Linked DNA regions of Mus musculus: all the other regions are linked to region 1. The links are chromatin loops, found by intact Hi-C in ENCODE. Cell type or tissue: left cerebral cortex. All regions are shown on one strand. Each heading gives the region's core, and the rest is flanking DNA. Links, peaks and the distances in the headings are about the cores only.

Region 1 (5,291 bases), core at 555-4,554:
CTCAACTGGGGGTTCCTACCCTGCCTGTGATCATTCAGTTCCCAGATAAAAGACACACAACCTTTTTTTTTTTTTTTAAGATGTATTTATTTTATTTATATGAGTACACTGTAGCTGTCAGACACAGCAGAAGAGGACATTGGATCCCATTACAGATGGTTGTGAGCCACCATGTGGTTACTGGGAATAGAACTCAGGACCTCTGGAAGAGCAGTCAGTGCTCTTAACCGCTGAGCCATCTCTCCAGCCCCCGACACACAACCTTTATATTTATAATAAGCCCTTAATGCACTACAGCTGGGCAAATATCTACCCTTTAAGCTTTTATATCTACTTCCCTGTCAATAACCCCGAGTTATAACTTGTCATGTTCCATCTGGGCTGCTCTTAACTCCAGTTGGCCAGCCCTCAAGGCCATATTTTCATGACTCATTTATCCCATAGTATCTTCCCTCTCTCCATCTAAGACTCCCTCCTTGTGGTCTCTCCTCAGACTCCAAGCCCGGGAACCCAAACCCCACCTATCTTTCTTCTGTCCAGTTATAGGCTGTAGGCATCTTTATTCACCAATCAGGGATAACTTGGGGAGCAAGATTACATGGTATCTCTTATGTGTGTGCAGATTCTCTTGTCCCTGGGAACCAGTATTTAGTATTACAATACATACCAAAACCAAACCTCAACAATTTAGTGTGTGTGCAGGGGCATATGTGCAGGTGTGTGTGTGTGTGTGTGTGTGTGTGTGTGTGTGCTCACCCTTGTTGGCAGCCATTCCCATTTAAACCACCACAGCCCTGTACCTTCTTCAGGGTCTGGGACCTGCATGGTAGGAGGAAGCACACCTATGCCCGGACATCTCTCAGCTTCTGTCCTGTCCCTCTCCCTCAGATGTCCCTCGCTCACTCAGCTTCCACTGAAAGTCTTGCTCCCCAGCACTAAGAACTGAGCCAGAACAGGATATGGGAGAATCGGGTGCCGCCGCTGCCCTTGCAAAACTAATAATCAAAGGATTAGATAGACTTTGCTCAAAATGCCGTAGAAATAGCATGTAAAGACTGGCCACAGTGTCACATGCCTGTGACCCAGGCACTCTGGAGTACAGGAAGGATGATCAGGAGTTCAAGGTCAGAGAAAGGTTGAAGTCTGGACCACGTGAGATATTTTCTCATAAAAGCAAAGCGAAACAAAACAAAAATGAAGACTGACTGGACCCACATTTAAACCCAGCACTCAGGAGACAGAGGCAGTTGGATCTCTGAGTTTGAGGCTAGCCTGGTCTACATGGCAAGTTCTAGCCCAGTCAGTGTTATGCAATGAGACTATGTTTAAGAAGAAGAAAAAAGGGCTGGAGAGATGGCTCAGAGGTTAAGGTTAAGAGCACCAACTGCTCATCTGAAGATCCTGAGTTCAAATCCTAGCAACCACATGGTGGCTCACAACCATCTGTAATGAGATCTGATGCCCTCTTCTGGTATGTCTGAAGACAGCTACAGTGTACTTGCATATAATAAATAAATACATGAAGAAGAAGAAGAAGAAGAAGAAGAAGAAGAAGAAGAAGAAGAAGAAGAGGAGGAGGAGGAGGAGGAGGAGGAAGAGGAAGAGGAAGAGGAAGAAGAAAATCAAAATTAAAAAGAAGCTGAGAAAGGCCCCTAGCAGCGTCTTCACCCCATTTTCCTCCAAAGAGGAATGCTACAGGAATGTAATCTGTAGCAGTCTCATAGAAGATTCTAGGCGTAGCCAAACACAGCTGAATACAGCCCCATGAACACTGCAGCCAGAGTCATGGAAGACTAAAGTACAGTCCCAGGGAAGCCGGGCTTAAGATGAAGGTGGCAGTGGGTCAAATGAATTAGATGAAGTGGAAATCGTAGACTTCACGGACTGAAGCTGAGTTTCTAGCTGTAACTGGGGAAAGGGCGGAGGAGGCGTGGCCTCTGGGGAAGATGGCGGATCTAGGTGCGACCATTGGCTGCGCCACCCTCCTGATTTCCACAGAGGCCAATCTTGGGGGAGGGGACAGCCTCTGGGACGCCCACCAATCTAGTCAAGGGCAGCTATTGTGGGGCAAATCGCTCTTGGTGTCCTTTTCTTGTCGGAGATACATAATGATACAGGAAAAGGGGCGAATTGAACCTAGACCAGGTTTCTTCTCAACACCACTGATTGATATAAAATTCCCTGTGTTTGCTGACTCCTCTATTTCTGTCCACTCTGCCTGGCCTTTACTTGGGCTCCCTGGCAGAGATAGAGAGGCTCTTACTAGGTAGCAATAGCTTGCCAACCACGCCCACGGATGTACTTCCACCCACTCACCAAGAGGTGGCAGCACCACCCCAGGTTGCTTGCTTGGAAGCCTGTGTGATCTCTTGAAGAAAATTCATTTTCCTGCAGGCATCAGTGCACTTTTTTCCTGATGAGGAAAGTGGGGCCAGTAAGAAAACGATTAGGGTTGCCTTTCATCCCCAATAGCGTGTTCTGATGGCTCTCTGACCCGATCCCAAAGGAGATTCAGTCCTTGCTTCTGGGGAGCATTTTAGCAACCTCTTGAGGTATTTTTGATCTTCACAGGTTGGGTGTAGGAGGCTGTCATAATTAATCTTCATTGTCAACCTGCCTGGGTTTGGAATCACCTAGGAAACACACCCGTGTGTGGCGGTTGCACAGAGGAGGGAAGACCCTGGATGTAGGCGGTACCATCCCATGACTGGGGGCAGGGACGCGGGGGGGGGGGGGGAGGGCAAGACTGAATCAAACAGGAGGAAAGGAAAGAGCAAACCGACCACTGGCACCCCTTCCCATCTCCTACCCGCAGATGCAGTGTGACTAGAATCCACACACTCCTGCCCCCAAGCCTTCCCCACCACAACGGAGTACCCTCAAACCAGAATAAACCTTACCTTCCTGAAGCCAATCAAGGGATAATGCTGGGGGGGGGGGGCATGGGCAGGCCTCTGTGCCGGACCTTGGAGGGACCAGGCATGCCAAAGTCCTTGCCTTCCTTCCAGGAGATCAGGCTTCAGAGAGAGATGATGTCTCTGTGAAGTGAGAAGTATGGTCTTGGGGACAACTGAGAGACTAAGATAGAATGGCACAGACAGAGATCGACTTTAACAGCCATGATGGAGTGTGGGGCCAGAGATATGGGTTCTGGAAGCCAAGCTCTGCTCTCTGCACGTGCAGCAAGCACTCCTAACCACTGAGCTATCTCTCCAGCACCCCGTGCGTTCTATTTTTCCGTTACTAGCAGTTCAGTGGGTGTGCCTGCACTACATCACTATGGATAGGGGATCGATGTGTTGCATGTGATAGACCACATGGAGGCAATGGGAATTCTTCTTTGGATTCCTTGGGACAGGGCTTCTCTATGTAGCTCTGACTGTCCTGGAACTCGCTCTGTAGACCAGGAGCCTCCAGAGATCCACCTGCTTCTGCCTCTCCAGTGCTGGGATTAAAAGTGTGTGCTACCCCCTCACCCAGAGGCAATAGGAATTCCTTATCTCATGGGACCGCCCCCGTGTCTACTCATCTGTGTCCTCACACAGGGAGACAGGAGCGCCTGCTCTGAAGAAGCTCCAGTGACAAGAGAAGACGTCACCTGCTGGCTTTGAAGTTGGAGGAAGAGGCTACATGGCAGGAACCATAACTCCTCAGGCTGAAGAAGACAAACATAAGGATATCCCTGAGAGCCAGGGAGGAAGCCTGCCTGACGACACTTTTGTGCCTACCCAGGGAAGCCATTTTAGGTTTCTGGCTGCCAGCACTGTAAATATTGTTTGGTCTTGTTGAGACAGGGTCTCAGGCTATAGGCGTGGATGGCCTCATACTTAATGTGGCCCGGAGCGGCCTTGGTCATCCTCTTGCTCCTGTCTCGAAAGGGTTGGGATTCTAGGTGTGTACCAACACTCCTGACTCAAAATGGTGTTTCTTTGGACCACCAAATGTGTGCTAATTCAGAGCAGCATAAAGAAACAAATGTAGGGGTGGTGGGGTGGCTTAGTGGGTAGGGATGCTTCCTGTCAAGCTTGACAGCTGGGATCAGCTTACTCCTTGGAATCCAAAGGGTGGGTCCCAAATGTCCTCTGATTTTCATATTCATGTAGACCCAAACCCTCCCACCACCACCAAATATATAAGCAGACAAACAAATAACTAAAACATAAAAATAACAATATTCTAGCTAGCCACTGCTAGTGGTGTACACCTTTAATTCCAGCTCTGGGGAGGCAGAGGCAGAGGAAGGCAGATCTCTGTGAGTGAGGCAAGCTTGATCTACAGAGTGAATTCCAGGACAGCCAGAGATACGTGGTGAGACCACTGCCTCAAAAACAAAAACAAAAACAAAACAAAAAAAACCCACAAGGGCCGGGCATGGTGGCACATTTGTTTTATATCAGAACGCCATGGGGTGAGGGGGCAGCTCTGTGAGTTCAAGGCCAGCCTAGTCCATAGAGTTCCAGGACAGCAAGGGCTGTTACAGAGAAACTCTTTCTCCAAAACAAAATGACAACAAAATCCACAAAAAATAAACAAAAATAAACAAAAAAAAAGAGAAAGAAAAAAAGAAAAGAAAAATAAAGATAAAAAGTACCAGATACTAGGACATTTGTTTTTCAGAAGGATATTTGGGGCCAGCAACTTAACTATGTTATACATAGTAAATTAAATTGTATTCTCTGAAAGATATGCTGGTCTTGAACCGATAAGCTCCAGATTCAGTAGAGACCCTGGCTCAAAGTAAGGCTGACAGGACGGCCCAGTGGGTAAAGTGCTTGCCACAGAAGCCTGAGGGCCTGAGGTCAATCCCCAGAACACACTGTAGGACAGGGCTGATTCCTGACCCTTCACATCTATGCCAGGGCAAATGTGCTCATGCTCACGTGTGACTAACACACACACACACACACACACACACACACACACCACGTTAAATAACAGGACAAGATATTAGCCCAAAAATAAAGACATAAAATAAATTAATAAAGGCTCTGAATGAAAACTGGGAATTAGTGAAACAGCACAGACAATGATGTGAGGGTCTATCATGGGCTCCGTGGGTGATCTGCGCGGTGCTCCATTCCGGTGGTCACTGTCCACTGGTTTGAAGGCCTCTGAGCCCTTAGCAATGAAGGGAGATTCCACACCAGCGAAGTAAAGCTCTGTGGAAGGCGCCTGGGGTGTCTCCCATCCATCGCACTCACCCTTCCTTGCTGGTGTTTAGAGAAACAAAAAACCTACCTATGGTATCATAGCGACTCTCCACCCTGGCTCATGTTGAAATCATCTGGGGG
Region 2 (5,291 bases), core at 517-4,516, 290 kb after region 1:
CGGTTTTTCTGAGACAAGGTCTCACTAAGTATCCTTGCCTGCCCTGTAACTATGTAGATCAGTCCAGCCTCAACTGGCTGCTTCTGCCTCCTGAGTGATGGGATTAAAGGCATGCACCACTAAGCCTGCCTTTCTATTTTTTTTCAAGGTTATTCCATGTTTTAGCGAGCGTCAGTACTTAACTCCTTCAAATGTTATCATCATTATGGGTGCATGCATGCACCCATGTATGATGTGGAGGGGTGCTGCATGTAGCACAGTATGTGTCTGGGGACCTGAAGATAGCTGTAAAGTTGATTCTTTCCCTCTGGGGCTGACACTCGGGTCCCAGGCTTGCACTGCATCGTTACCTGCTGAGCTGCCTTGCCAGCCACCCTTTTCCTTTCTATGAACAGATATTACTCTGCCCCATGGACATGACACAGTTCTGCTCACGTTTCTTTGTCGATGATTGCTTTCACTTCTATTGGACATACACAGGAGCAGAACTTTTGTGCAACCAGTTGAGGATTGACCAGACTTTTTTTTTTTTTTTCCAAAACACTCCCATTACTCTCTGCCCCAACTTCAGTGTGTAGGAAGATTCTAATTTCTCCAGGGTCTAACTGGTGTTTGTTATTACATGGTCTTCTGTCTATCCTAGGGATAGTAAAATTGCATCTAATTTGAAGTTTGATGTACAATTCTCTGAGAACTAAATACTTTCGAGCTTATTAAAGATACTAGCCACCTGTACATCTTCCTCAGAGAACTCTCTACTCAAATCCTGCCTTAATTAGTATGGCCTTCCACGAGCAAATGTCATCACAGAATCCCTCAGCAGACATTTATTTTCTGGTAACTCTAGAGGCTGCAAATGCAAGTTCACAGTGCCAGCCTGGGCAGGAGCTGCTGACAGCACTCCTGGCTCGCAGGTGTTCACTGTTCACTGCAAACAGCCCTGGCTCCGAGCCTGCTCAGCTGGTTTTTATTGTTAATCTACACCCTGAGTCTCTAGCATCTCTTCTTCCAAGGACACTGACCCTATCAGATCAAGGTCTATCCTTACGACTTCAGGTAGGCTTAATTACTTTAGCAAAAACCCGTCTTCAAAACTAGTACACATGTAGGGTTAGGGTTTCAACAAGTAAGACTGACAAAGATGGGCATGGTGGGTTACAATTCAGCCCATGCAAATTCCTTTGCTCACTTTAAGAATTGAGTAAATTCTCTGAGTTTGCTTTTTGAGCTGTGATAAACACTATGACAGAACACACCTTGAGAAAGAAAGGATCTATTTCAGCTAATACTTCTTGACAACAGCCCATCATTAGGGAAGTCAGTGCAGGAACCCAAGGGCAGGAGCCTGGAGCAGGAACTGTGGAGGAAGGCAGCTTACTGGCTTGTTCACATTCAGCTTTCTTAGCCCAAGTCCAATGGCCTAAGAATGGTGCCACCCATAACCGGTCAGTTAGGCCCCACATCAATCAACAGTCAAGACAGCTTCTCACAAATGTAGCCACAGGCCAATCTGATCTAGGGAATCCCTCCTGAAAATAAAAACCAGCTAACACAGTGATCATACTGAGTTATAGACTTCTTCACACGGGTCCCTTCCTATCCTCAAGGGACTATTGTCTGCCTCCCTCCCCGGCATGAGACAATTCTAGAGACAGTACAGCTCTCACTTGCCATTGTGCCATTCACAACTTACCCACAGCCCATCCTCCATGCACATTTTCTCCAACCCCATACACTCAGAGCACTTCCCATTGCTCTAACCACAGCGGCATCAGTCAGGAGACAATGCAGGAGAGCCCCTTCACCCCAAGACCTCCACCATGACTCATGCCAGCCCATTCTAGCCAACTAATAACACACTTCGGTATTCCCAACACTCAGGAGGCTGACACTGGAGGAACATGAGTTCAAGGTCAATGTGGGCTGTGTACTGAGTTCCCAACCAGCACAACAATAGCAATATCTAAACAAAACCAAACTCCCACCTTACAACTTCTTACCTTGTCTCTCCTGTTCTTTCCCAAGATGCCACAGTAAACAGTCTGGCCTGGTTTCCCTCCATGTACCAGCCTCTCCCCCCACCCCCACCCCCCATAAGCCCTGGTGCTTCACCACATGCCTCCTTGTGGATGGCACGTCCCTTTCACCTATCCAAGTATCACTGAGGGCCAATACTGCTCATCTTCTGAGATCAGGCACATTCAGAGTGACATGGTCATTGGTGAGTATCTATATATCTTGTGACTTAATGCTCTAATTCCTAGCAATTTAAATATCTCCAGATAGAGGACTTATAGTTTTCCTCACATTTAAAAATATCTCAGCTATTATTTCTTCTCCCCCTTCTCTTCCTTCTGGAGTACAAGAGCATGTTCCCTTAATATTGTCTCAACTTCACTTTTCCCCGTTTTGTTATTTTTTGTTTGTTTAATTTCATTTTGATCCTTATCATCTAATTTGAGTATTTTCTACTTGTCTTAAGGAGATGTATCATTTCTTTTGGCTTTAGAAAGCTCCATTTGGATTGTGGGGTATTCGGGGGGATGTCAGACCAGGGTATCATGCATGCAAGACAAGCATAGTCTTTGATTCTTTGGTTTTGTAAATTCCTCCCCTCAGCATAGTTTGTCAGCTTGACAGCACAAAAAGCCATATGGCAAGAAGGGGACTTGCCACAGAAGACATCTGTCCAAGGAACTGCAGTAAGAGTGAGAAAGGAGCCAGAGGCAGCTGGAAGGCCGGCTGCAATGCAGATCAGACCTGTGTGAAAGGGGAAAGACTCCAGTAGCATCCTGTGTTCTCCGGAGGAGGAGAACCTTCTGGTTCCTGAGGAGCCAGTCAGGGATGAATGCAGGAAGTGTGGCCTCAATGCAAACTCAGTATTGCACTGCAGGGTGCAACAGTGAGGCTATCAGGAAACAACTTCTCCCCAAGTCTAAGAGGTACGTTTTGGAGGCCCCCAAATATCCACCAAAATACATTTACTCCAAATTTGGAGAGAGGGTCATTTCCATGGTTCCCATTACTTTTTCTTCCTGGGGAGAATTCAGGAAACAGACAGCTGATCTCAGGCCAGCAGCTCAGACCCCAGCTGTCTCATGGTCCACTGAACTAACAACTGGGTCTTTACAAGCTCTCAGGGCAAATATGATGGTGCAGAAACCTCTGTTTCCAAGTCTCCTGACCCTCTTGGCAAGAGTATCTTCCCAGTTGGAGGCTGCCTTGTATGTCCATTCAGTTAACGGAACTGTGAAGTAACAGCAAGAGACACTGACATGGCTACTTTTTGTTCACACATACACCACTCTGTCCTCTTCATGTCACAGGAATGAAGTGGAATCATAAGGGTTCTAAGGAGGGTCAATTGTGCTGGCTGGTGTTTCGCTGGGGCAAGCACATGAAGGAGTGTTTTCCTAAGTGGCCTAAGACAGACTCGTGAAGGAACATTTCACTGAAGCAGACACAGGTGAAAAGGATCTTCTGCTAAAGCAAGCACGTGAAAGGACATGTGATGGGTTCTTTGCTAAGGACAAACATGTATTGGTCGGCCTTACACTGGAGTTGAGCTGCATTTCTTGGGATCCCATAGAAAGAAATGCACCAAAAAAACTTCTTGGTGTGCCATTATCTAATTTTTTTTCTTGTCGATTTCAAGGACTTGGGCTGATTGGCAGAGTGATGTCAGCTGAGACACACACATGTACTGAAGCAAGCAAGGCGAGTGCTGAGGCAAGACCCATGGAGGACACATGACGTTTGGAGGAAGTATAAATAGAACTTGATAGTGACAGAGGCTGAGCTAGGCTTGCTTATAGAGCAAGCTGTGAAATGCTGTAGGTCTCGAGTCTTTGCTGATCTCTGCTTCACTGAGAGAGACACAGCTGAGTACAACTCTTGGCATTCTGGGTCCCTCATGCTGCTGATTCGTGCTGAGGCTGAGGCTGAGGCCTGGCTGTCTCTGCTGGGTAGAGCCACCACTGCTGATTCATATTCGCTATCCTGACTCTACCGAACTGGACTGCTGATGTATCCCTGAAGTGTTTGTGAGTGGATCGAGCTGCTGCTGCTGACCTGTAGGAGCTGTTCCAAAGAACCTTTCTAAACAGGTCCACTTCCCCCATATCCTTTCTTTCCCACCACCTCTGGTGGGTGGTGGGCTAAAAGGGAGGTTAAAGCACTTAAGAACCATCATTAAAAGTAGACTTTGGGGCTGGTGAGATGGCTCAGGGGGTAAGAGCACCCGACTGCTCTTCCAAAGGTCCGAAGTTCAAATCCCAGCAACCACATGGTGGCTCACAACCACCTGTAACAGAGATCTGATGCCCTCTTCTGGTGCGTCTGAAGACAGCTACAGTGTACTTACATATAATAAATAAATAAATCTTTTTTTTTAAAAAGTAGACTTTGAAAAAATTAAAAGGTACACCGTAGTCCTGCCCAGTTCTGCTGACTACAGCAGCCTGTTCTTATTCTGTCAGAATGGTGACTTTCTTCCTGTCTGCTAGTCTCTGGACACAAGAAATGCCTTGGCAGTTATAACTTTTAACTGGGAATCTTGCTAGGACTTGACAGGAGCATGCCCTTTTTTTTTTTTTTTTTTTTTTTTTGAGATGAGGAATTCCATGTCTCCAAAGCTCAAGATTATAGGAATGGGAACACAACACACTCTAAGTGGTGTGTGAGCCCCTATGTTAGGAGCGATGGTCACTGGAACTACTTCTGGTCCCATGCCTGACTCCCACACTCAAGTATCTTGCCTGTTGGATAAGTACTCTAAAAGATCTCTGACTTAGTATACAGCCCACAGAATAGCCCATCATTCTTTGCATTTCCTCTGATGTACAAAGGCTGGTCCAGCATCTCACAAGGCTGGATGCCTTAGGATGGGACTCTGTGTGACAGTACCAGAAGAGCCCATGATCAGGAGCCACTCCCCATATCCCCATCTCCTTCACTGTGAAGAGGTTCAGTGTTGTAAGGTGTATGATTCCATGTCTAAGGATTAATTATAACCCCCAGGCAAGAATTCACGTGCAGTAGACACGGCTATACACAGGCTCTATATTATCACTGTGAGTATGAAATCTGAGTTCTCCCAGGACAGAGGAGGCTCACATGAAGGACTTGGTTGTTGTTCTCTGGGAAAGCATCAGTCTCTGTTGCCATGGTTTTCAGAGCTTACACTACTGTTCAGCGGGGCTTCCTTGTGGGCATGCTGGATGGGTACTGTCTTCTGTAGCCTCATGTGGAGCACAGTTCTCTGTTTGGGCATTTTTCCTAGCATGTCTGCT
Region 3 (5,291 bases), core at 517-4,516, 300 kb after region 1:
CAGTCAGTGCTCTTAATCTCCAAAATATCTCTCCAACCATGTCTTTTTTACATTCTAAATTCATACACTCATGGTAGCTCAGACCTTCCGGTGAGGTAGGGGGATAATGAGTTAGAGGCCAGCCTGGGCTACACAACAAGATTGAAGTCAGCCTGGGTTACATTACACAAGACTCTGAAAACAAAATTAACCAACGAAACAAACACACAAAGACCCTCTGAATACAAAGTCTCTTCTCATTTCTAGTAAAACATCTTGTGCACACAGAGCAGACACTGGGTTGTTATCACCTGTCCCAGCTTCATGTCTAAAGCAAATGCAACTCCTCAACACGCCACAGGGCAGAGGGCACGTCCATGCTGAATTTATTCCCAAAGTAAAGAAGTCACAATGTGCTCTGACAACTTACACATTAGAGCAAAACCAAGAAGCACAGCTCGCCTTCCCCAAAGGTATTCTACAGGCCTACAGATAACTGAACTTGATCAGGACAAAGCTACTACGTCTTTGGTCTGTTAAGCCTTATCTCAGGAATTCTCACAATATCTCCAAAAAAACGGAGCCCAGCGGTTAAGAGGACTCAGTCTCTGTTTCTAGCATTCACATGGCAGCTCACAATGTCTGAAACTCCAGTTCCAAGGAATTTGATGCCCTTTCTGGCTTGTGTATGAGGCCAGCACATACATGCAGCCAAAACAATTCATATACACTAAAACAACTTAATGTCTCTCAGGAAAAAAAATTTTTTTTCCGAGACAGCAGGGTTTCTCTGTATAGCCCTGGCTGTCCTAGAACTCACTCTGTAGACCAGGCTGGCCTTGAACTCAGAAATCCGCCTGCCTCTGCCTCCCAAGTGCTGGGGTCAAAGGTGTGCACCACCAAGCCCGGCTGCTAAATCTATTCTTTTTAATGTTAATTTACTTTGTGTGTGTGTGTGTGTGTGTGTGTGTGTGTGTGTGTGTGTGTGTGTGTAAGCTATTGTCCCATTTTCCAACTGAAAAACCTGAGGCAACATAACAATACACACACACACACACACACACACACACATGCACACACATGCAGACACACACACACACACACACACACACACACACACACACACACACACACAGCTACCCAGTTAAGAAATGGTAAAGGGGGTTGGAGAGATGACTCAGCAATTTGGCTGCTCTTCCTAAGAACTGGGGGCTCAATTCACAGCAGCCACATGGTGACCACCTGTAATTCCAATGCCCTCTTCTAGCTTTTGTGGGCACCAGGCACACATGTGGTACACAGACATACATGAAGCCAAACAATCATACATGTAAAATGTAAAGAAATGGTAAAGGTGAACCTAGAGAGATGGCTCAGAGGTTAAGAGCACTCATTGGCCGGGCGTGGTAGCACACGCCTTTGATACATACTATCTACATAAGTACATAAATAAATCTCTCTTAAGGGGAAAAGGCAGCGGCAGAGGTGCTGACCACTGAGTGTGCCTCTTCATTCAGGCACTCTGATGCTCATCTGGACTGATGTTACACTCTTTATGGCTTTTAATAAAAGAGGAGTGTTTGTTCAATACATTTTTTTTCAATGAAAGGATCTGCAGAATTGTAAAGGTATAAGAGTTTCGATGAATGTTCTGATCCTACTAGATGGATTTGGAGAAGAGAGAAAGACGAAAGGAAATGGCTTTCCAAATTAAAAAACAACCCAGGGGCTATTGATGGCAAAATTATTCCATAATAAACCGTGTTTTGTCACAAGGCATTTTAGCATGATAACACAATCCATTTCAGTGTAATAATTAGTACTGCAAAGAAATTACCCAAAGGAGCTGCTGAAGTGTAAATGTGTGGGGCCCACATGAAAGCTGCTCCAGGTTTGCTCTGAAATATCCCAAGATTAGGAATCATCCCGGAGGAGACCCATCCTCATTTAGGGGATTGTAAGCAAAAAGCACTGATGGATTCAGTACCCATCTTCAGAACCTAGTCCAGTCCAACAGGGGACCTACTGCTTGCCCTCCCTCCTACCAGGAGGCCTGAAAAGGCTAGACTTTGGGCTCCCTCTGGAGGAAACATAGAAATGAGGAAGTCATATGTAGCCCATCTGACAGCGTCTAAGGACCTACTATAATCTATCTTCTGGGATACAGAAAATGAAATTAATACTATCACACTGCATGTAGGCTCAGTAGCGTGTGCTTGTAGTCCAAGCTACAAGAAAGGGAGTCAGAAGAGTTACATGAGTTCAGAGCTCAGGACAAACCTGTGATACAGTGAGACCCTATGCCAAACAAAAAGCCAAACAACAGAAAGACATGTTGGCATGCTCCTTTTGCTTTCCTGAGGGCTTAGCATGTGTGGTGCTTAAATTTTATTCACCACAAATCAAATGTTCTTGAGCGCCAATGTATTCTGAGCCCTGCTCTAGGCATGGGGAATACGGCAGTGAATTATGCAGTAGACCCTGCTCGTCTGAAAGTAGATTTCAGTAGGCAAGATAAACAACAGAAAGGAGCTTACCAGACTGGCAAGTGCTATACAAAAGTCATACAAGATATGGGAGTGGGGTGGAAATGGAAGCAACATGTTGCTTATATAGAAGCACAGATGGACAGCAGCCTTCCCCGGACGAGTGGACAGTGAGGAGACCCTGAAGTCACCCGACTGGGGGTGGGATTTCTAAGCACAGAGACTCAGGGGAACAAGGGCACTGGACGACTGACCTTCTAGGTCAGGGTGGAATGACAGGAAAGCAGTAAATGAAACCAAAAGAGGGAGAAGGCAGACTTGTGGGGAGGCAGCCACCTAACCTCTGTGTGCTGACAAAGCAACATATCTGAGGACTTTTAGGAGCATTCTGGTAGAACTGGGAAGAAAGAATTGGAAAGAAACTGACAGTTGAAAAAGAGCAAGAGCATGAAGGCCTGCGAGGGCCTTCCTAGCGAGCCTGGCAAGGGATGTCATAAAAACAGCGAACAGTCAAGTGCTTACACCCTGGAACTGCTTCAAGACAGATCTGAAAGGTGGAGGTAAGAGAAGAGTAGAAGCTAACTCCACAAATTTTTTCCTGAGCAACAAATAGAAAGGAGTTGCTGTCACCTGCAATTGTGGAATGACTGAGGAAGAGGGGACATGGTCAGAGACCCTTGTCACCAGTGCACTGAGTTTGACACGCCTCTTACATGTCTCAGTGTCACTGGACACTTGAAAATCTGAATGTGGAGTTTCAGGACATCTAGGCTAGGGAGGAACAAATTTGTCCTTTTTATAATCTAAGACATTTAAAATGATATGAGTGATATGCTAGTTTGCCAGGCTGTCCGAATAAGAAATCAAACTATAGGAATACATGAGAGTCTCAAAAACAAAACAAGCCAATGCCAACACCACCACACAGAGAGGAGAGGAAACATAATCTATAACAACTACCTCTTACCAATTCTAAAATAAAAACTAACCTATTAGATGAGCCTAGTTTTAGCTCGAAGAGCTTGTTAACTACTTTCCTTGTCAGTGTGGCCTGAGTGCTACCCGTCACCTCAGGATTATGTTTTCAGAGAAAGAAGAATCGTTGTAGACCTGTCTCCATGGTCACAGTTTATCTGCTCTCCTACCTGTTAGGAGGTTGGGAACAGAGAATAGGTTCTTTTTTTTTTTTTTTTTTCTTTTTTTCATTTTTTATTAGGTATTTAGCTCATTTACATTTCCAATGCTATACCAAAAGTCCCCCATACCCATCCACCCCCACTCTCCTACCCGCCCACTCCCCCTTTTTGGCCCTGGCGTTCCCCTGTTCTGGGGCATATAAAGTTTGCGTGTCCAATGGGCCTCTCTTTCCAGTGATGGCCGACTAGGCCATCTTTTGATACATATGCAGCTAGAGCCAAGAGAATAGGTTCTTTCTGTGCCTTGCTTTCCATGAGAAGGCTGCTTTCTTGAAATCATATAGCCCAGCATTAATGTGTGTGTATCTTTACATGTAGTCTTTTTTAAAAAAAATAATTTATTTAAAACAATTTTTCTTAAAGATTTATTTATCTTATGTATGTGAGTACACCGATGCTCTCTTTGGACACACCAGAAGAGGAGATCAGATCCCATTACAGGTGGCTGTGATCCACCATGTGGTTGCTGGGATTTGAACTCAGGACCTCTGGAAGAGCAGTCAGTGCTCTAAACCGCTGAGCCATCTCTCCAACCCTTATTTAAAAAATTTAAAGAATGCTTTCTTGTTTATAATCACCTTGAACTGCAGCTCCTCATTCACCTAAGATTCCTCAATTATTTCTCTCTACAATTCTGTGGACCTTAGTAAGGTGGCCCAGTCCCCCTGGAGGGGCCTTTAGTTTGCCCTTCAGACAGCACGGTTGAGTTGGAGCAGCCTTCCTTCTCTTCAGAGTCCCTACACACTGGTGTAATGTGTTCCTATGTCTATGCACTGAATGACACAGGCCAGAAGAGAGGGTCAGATTTCCGGGCACTGTCATTATAGGCAGTTCTGAGCCTGTGTGGGTGCTGGGAACCAAACATAGCTCTTTCACAAGAACAGCAAGAGCTCTTACTCACTGAGCCATCTTCTGGCCCCCATATGCTTTTTGGGGGTGATAGGTGGGGTTTTCTTCTTTTTTTTTCTTTTGTTTTGTTTTATAGGTCCTCATGTGTGCCACATGTCTGGTTTATACAGTGCAAGAGACTGAACCCAGGGTTTCATGCATGCTAGGCAAACACTCGACCAACTATGCTACATTCATGACCCTGAATCAAAACTTTTTTAAGACTCCAAAAACCATATAGGCTACTGCCAGTGCACACTAGAACTTAATGGTGAGCCCCCCACTGTTAAAGACACCACATACTTTTGTCCCAAGTCATGGAGAAATCAAGTTGGTACTTACCAAGAACGTTTCTTCCCGGCTGGCTAGTTAGCACTGTCCTGGAAGGTGCCGTGCTGACTGCTGAGGGGGGGAAAAGACATCAGCAGGCTAACCTAGCTATAGACCTATGCACTACAATAATGACTGGCACAGCCAGAATGTTGTAGGGATAAATGATAAATGATAATTGCATTTAAGGTCTGCAAAGACAAAATGCATACCTGGTACTGTAAATCTAGCTAAGAACCCATGACTTGGGAGTTCACAGACCCCAGAGTCAAACCTATTATTCTACTAAGTGCACACACTACCAACCTGCCCTCTAAATTCATTCCTCTATACCCAAAGATTAGTGTGGTTCTCAGAACTCATTAGAGACGTTTCTTTATGCCATGGATGGTGGCTAATCCAGAAACTCACA

Evidence for each region. A loop is a pair of places that touch in the nucleus more often than their neighbours do. Peaks named below come from ENCODE experiments on the same cell type or tissue, not always from the same donor. Only the 100,000 strongest peaks of a DNase experiment are listed, where the experiment ranks them.
Region 2: a loop joins it to region 1, with 2.3 times the contacts of the local background. A loop is called at or near these places in 6 of 42 quality-filtered maps.
Region 3: it touches region 1 in a loop (2.6-fold over the local background); 6 of 42 quality-filtered maps call a loop at or near these places.

Annotation. Positions count from the first base shown.
Region 1 is chr11:52,343,479-52,348,769 of GRCm38, reverse strand. No RefSeq gene overlaps it. Among named protein-coding and RNA genes, the nearest start is that of Gm51894, 12 kb to the left of the region's middle. In left cerebral cortex, for the core only: CTCF peaks have their summits at 1,441 (motif pointing left) and 2,320 (motif pointing right); a DNase peak (open chromatin) is centred at 2,313; H3K4me3 peaks cover 348 bases; H3K27ac peaks cover 760 bases.
Region 2 is chr11:52,054,853-52,060,143 of GRCm38, reverse strand. All of the region lies in intron 13 of Cdkl3 (cyclin-dependent kinase-like 3), which reads right to left. Among named protein-coding and RNA genes, the nearest start is that of Ppp2ca, 41 kb to the left of the region's middle. In left cerebral cortex, for the core only: a CTCF peak has its summit at 2,877; a DNase peak (open chromatin) is centred at 2,741.
Region 3 is chr11:52,040,221-52,045,511 of GRCm38, reverse strand. It overlaps Cdkl3 (cyclin-dependent kinase-like 3), which reads right to left. Exons shown (of 14, transcript NM_001166654.1): 13 at 4,892-4,951. The coding sequence ends at 4,919. Among named protein-coding and RNA genes, the nearest start is that of Cdkl3, 39 kb to the right of the region's middle. In left cerebral cortex, for the core only: a CTCF peak has its summit at 2,059 (motif pointing left); no DNase peak of the experiment used is centred there.